Linked DNA regions of Homo sapiens: region 2 is linked to region 1. Evidence: read pairs that join two places in POLR2A ChIA-PET (ENCODE). Cell type or tissue: GM12878. All regions are shown on one strand.

Region 1 (2,500 bases):
TTGTGGTGGGTGCAGGTCCATGTCTGTGTGCCTGTTGGGGGAGAAGAGTAGAGAGGGGAAGATAAACTTCTGTTTTCTCTGTTTGCACAACCAACTCTGATTTCAGTGCTTCTATTCCTGCCTGGTCTTTCCCACAGTCCTATTCCTGGTCTTATCCCAGTCCACTGACATCTTAGTGGGTCATTAGTTTTGTTTTGTCTTGTTTTGGGCAGAGCAAAAGAGAAGGGTGTATGTGGAAATACTGACTTCTATTATTAATAGGAAAAAAGCCTTCTGGGCACCAATTGGGGGAGAAACAATTATAGATGATTCTTTACCAATGCTGCCAATATTAGTTCATAGTAGGGTATTCATCTTAATCTTTTACCTCTTCTCCCAAACTAGTCCATATTCCAGGTTTGACAATGGTTTTGTGGAACACAAGGTGGCACTCTCATAACTAAATATGGTAGAAGCACTTCTGTGAGGCAGGGTGCTATTAGGACAATTACCAAAGGTAGAGATGATTCAGGAACCAGAGAATGATAGAACACAGAATATTAGCACTAGAGAGGACCACAAAGCATCTACTCCTACTTGGTCTGCAGTGTGTTTGTGGCAGAGCCAGGGCAGAGCTACAAAAGAAACTCCACTGGAGAGAAGTGCAGGGGGTAGAGGTATGGGATCATTGCTAACAGTTAACCTAAAGGTTCTAGAAATGACAGCAAGAAAATGCATACCTAGCAGGTTTGCTAGATTGGATTCTCAAACATGAAACATGAAGTTTCTGAGGACTAAATATGGTTTTCTCTAAGACACTAAGCTGAAGAGACATACATCAGTAGATAGTGAGAGATAAAGAAATACATGCCGGCTGCTTGTGGTGGCTCACGCCTGTAATCCCAACACTTTGGGAGGCCGAGGCAGGTGGATCATCTGAGGTTAGGAGTTCGAGACCAGCCTGGCCAACATGGTAAAATCCCGTCTCTACTAAAAATACAAAAAATTAGCTGGATGTGGTGGTGCATGCCTATAATCCCAGCTACTGGGGATTACTGGGGAGGCTGAGGCAGGAGAATCGCTTGAATCTGGGAGGCAGAGGTTGCAGTGAGCTGAGATCGCACCACTGCACTCCAGCCTAGGCAACAAAGTGAGACTCTGTCTCAAAAAAGAAAAAAAAAAAAAAGAAATACATGTCATAGCTACTGAGGCAGCTGACACTTGAAGTTAACCTGATACTTCACTTTAAACAAGTTCTTCTGTCTGGCAGGTGTTTTATAGACATCTAACTCAATCTTTACAACAATCCCAAGAAGGTAAACTCTGATCACATTTTCAGCAGTGAGAAAAACTAAAGCTCAGAAAGTTTGAGTGAATTTCCTAAAGGTTATAGTAAGTGACAGAGCCAAGATTCAAACCCAGATCTGGCTGTAAAGCTTACACTTTGCTTACCTCATTATGCTTCCTCCAAAGGGAGGGACAGAAAGGGAGGCAAGCCTAGAAATAATCACAAAACGTGACCACCAGTGATCTGGACAGAGTTTTGAAAGTGCAGACCAAGAGCCCAAACTGTAATTAGTGTCTTTGAGAAGGAGAGTAGATAGCAGTAGCGGTGTCAAGTAACTACTAGAAGGGATGAAAAATGAAGTATTCTTGGGCATTTTTAGGGCCTTTGCAAGAAAGGTCTTATAGTAACAACCTGCAAAAGGCTGTGTGTAACTATAAGAAAAAGCCTAATAGCAGCTAGAAACTCCCCCAAGTTTCAGGTTAGTAGGAACGTTCATCTCGGTATCTAATTTGTCGGAAGGTGATCTGTCGTTCAGAAGAATCATTTTCTCAGATTTTTCACTGATGACTCTAAAGTATATACAGTAAACTTTTTTTTGTTTTATTTGAGATAGGGTCTCGCTCTGTAGCCCAGGCTGTACTGCAGTAGTTCTATCACAGCTCACTGCAGCCTCAATCTCCCAGGCTCAAGTGATCCTCCCACCTCAATCTCCTAAGCAGCTGGGACCACAAGCGTGCACCACAACCCCCAGCTAATTTTTTTTTTTTAGTAGAGATAGGGTCTCACTATGGTGCCCAGGCTGGTCTTGAACTCCTGAGCTCAAGTGATCCTCCCACCTCAGCCTCCTAAAGTGCTGGGATTACAGACCTGAGCCACACCACCTAGCCTCTACAGTAAACATCTAATATGTGTCTATCCATGGCATGAAGTACAGATGTGGAATGCAAGATTTAGCTATGCTGCAATGAGAAGCTGTGGGCTGGAAGTGCCATGTGACAATACCTAATTCAAAATGTAAGGCCCCCTTTTCAATCATGGTGAAATTACTTCCAAATAATTACCTTTTTGATTGGACAGTATTTTCTTTCAATGTATTTTGATGTTAACATTTACTATACATTAGGACTAAAATATAAAATTTATCTCTGAAAAATGAAATTAAATAAAAATGGTGACCTCCTGAACAGACTGTGGTTACTGCATAAAATAGTACATTTAAATTGGTCTTCTGGC
Region 2 (2,500 bases), 54 kb after region 1:
CACACATCAGCCTCACCTGGAGAGCATTTAACAAATACTAATGCCTGGGTCCTTCCTCAGACCAACTGTGTCTGTCTCTGGAGGAGAGACTCAGGCATTTTTTGTTTGTTTGTTTGGTTTGTTTTGTTTTCTGAGACGGAGTTTCGCTCTTGTTGCCCAAGCTGCAGTGCAATGGCGCGATCTCAGCTCACGGCAACCTCCACCTCCCAGGTTCAAGCGATTCTCCTGCCTCAGCCTCCCGAGTAGCTGGGATCACAGGCATGTGCCACCACGCCTGGCTAATTTTTCTATTTTTAGTACAGATGGGGTTTCTCCATGTTGGTCATTCTGGTCTCAAACTCCTGACCTCAGGTGATCCACCCACCTCGGCCTCCCAAAGTGCTGGGATTGCAGGCGTGAGCTACTGTGCCCAGCCTGGTATTTTTTTAAAGCTCCACAAAAGATTCCAATGTGCGACCAGAGTAGGGAAGCACTGTCTCAGAGACCACCTACCCAACCCCCTCTCTGTAGAGATGGGAAACTGGGGGCAGAGGAGGGAGGGACCTGCTCAAGGCTCCCGAGGGAGGCTGTGCGAGGCTGGAATGGACCATGTCTCCTGAACCTATGCCCTTCTCCCGGGGCCCATCGAGGGCCACAGCCTGGACTTGGGAAGGAGCCTGCAGGGTGAGGGCAAGGCCTTGGAGGGAGGGGTGGGTAGGGGGTTCCCCAGGAGTTCACACATGCCTCCCAGTGGGGGTGCCAAGGACCACGTTGCACAGGAGCCCTGGCTTAGGCTGTGCTGGGGAAACCAAGAGGACTTGGGGGATCTCCCAGGAATGTGAGGCTGGGGAGGGAGTGAGTCATTCTCCCACTGGTGTTTGGAGAAAGCTTCAGAGATCCAGACAGCTCTCCAATATTCTTCCTAAAAAGCCACATCAGGGCTGTCAGGGCCAGAGGGCCAGGAAGCTCAAGAATGTCTGGGCAGCATGGTGGGATCATTCCAGATCGAGACCTTGCATGGAGACATTGTCTTTTCCATTATTATTTTTTTTTCCAAAATGGAAAAAGCTCTATTGCTTTTCTCCTATTATAAAAGTAATACACCAGCACTACTGGTAGTGTATCACCAGTACGGTAAGAAAGTAAAATTTCTCGGGAAGAAAATAACATTTCTCAGTAGCTGGGGATGCTCTGGTGGACACAGAATCAGGCTGAGATTCTGTACAAAAGCGGTCTGTCTCCCCAACCCCCACTCCTCGGCCTGGGAGCTTCTCCGAAAGTGGGGGCCTGGTCAGTCTGACTCATCTCTGTGTCCCTGGCACCCAGCACAGGCCTGGCACTGAGCCAGCCATCAGAGACCTTGTGGTGAACTGAAGTCAGCCTGGGAGCAGATTCAGAGAGCTCTGGTTTTTCTTTCCTTTCCTGGGCCTGTGGCTACACCACGAGGGTGCTGGGGCCAGGAGGCATTTCAGGAGGACTTGTCCTTCTTCCAGCTCCCGCAGAGAGGAGAGGAGCTGAAAATGCGACCCACCTGTCTGATCATAGGATGCCCATGCAAGGTTCTCCCCACACTGGCCACGGCTGGACTCCGGGCTGTGCTTGAGGATCCTCGTGCTGGCCAGGGCCTCAGAATACCTGCAGAGTTCACAGCGCCTCCTCAGAGCAGGTGCAGTTCAGGGAACCCCCAAAGTATGTGCCCCAAGCTAGTGTGGCTGAGCTTCCTTCCCTGCCCCGGGCTCACAGAGGAGCACCACTCTTGCATGATTTCTGAGCCTCCCAGCAGTCCCATTCCACAGAGGAACAAGTCGAGGCTCAGGGGAACTAAAAGGACCTGCCCAGGTGAGTGAGAGAGTGGTTATTCAAGTGTGGTTATATCTGATCCCAAAACCCGGTCCCCAAAACCATGCAGGGCCCCCCAACGTTTTTTTTTTTTTGAGATGTTGTCTCACTCTGTCACCCAGGCTGGAGTGCAGTGGCGCAATCTTGGTTCACTGCAACCTCCACCTCCCGGGTTCAAGCAATTCTCCTGCCTCAGCCTCTCGAGTAGCTGGGACTACAGGCCCATGCCACCACACATGGCTAATTTTTGTATTTTTAGTGGAGACAAGGTTTCACCATATTGGCCAGGCCAGTCTTGAACTCCTGACCTCAGGTGATCCGCCCGCCTTGGCCTCTGAAAGTGCTGAAATTACAGGTGTGAGCCATCGTGCCTGGCCACAGGGCCCCTTTGTGACTGCAGTAGCAGCACATGAAGGGCCAAGTTACCCGGATGTGCTAGGGGACTCACTGTTGAGCCTCCCGGTTGAGGTTCTTGCAGAGCTTCAGTGGGGGGACGCCGTGCTTCTGCCGGTACTCATTGTGGGCCTTCAGGACCTCATTATGAAACTGTTTGGAAGCTGGAATGATTGCAAAATGGAGAATGGCTCAGTGCAGAGAAAACACTCATCAAAAGTATAATGGCATGCTGAAAGCAACACCCAGCTCAAACCTTAGGCCATGTGGACAGGCTGCTGCTCCCCTC

What was found. ChIA-PET counts read pairs that join two places held together with the same protein. Peaks named below come from ENCODE experiments on the same cell type or tissue, not always from the same donor. Only the 100,000 strongest peaks of a DNase experiment are listed, where the experiment ranks them.
Region 2: POLR2A ChIA-PET joins it to region 1 with 8 read pairs; 16 of 35 experiments call an interaction of 5 or more read pairs at or near these places.

Annotation. Positions count from the first base shown.
Region 1 is chr9:36,201,484-36,203,983 of GRCh38, reverse strand. The region is part of intron 3 of CLTA (clathrin light chain A); the gene reads right to left. Among named protein-coding and RNA genes, the nearest start is that of CLTA, 12 kb to the right of the region's middle. In GM12878, no CTCF peak of the experiment used is centred here; no DNase peak of the experiment used is centred here.
Region 2 is chr9:36,147,661-36,150,160 of GRCh38, reverse strand. GLIPR2 (GLI pathogenesis related 2) reads right to left here. Exons shown (of 5, transcript NM_022343.4): 2 at 2,267-2,375; 3 at 1,511-1,614. Among named protein-coding and RNA genes, the nearest start is that of GLIPR2, 12 kb to the right of the region's middle. RefSeq lists enhancers at 1,186-1,265, 1,606-1,655. In GM12878, no CTCF peak of the experiment used is centred here; a DNase peak (open chromatin) is centred at 1,320; H3K27ac peaks cover 205 bases.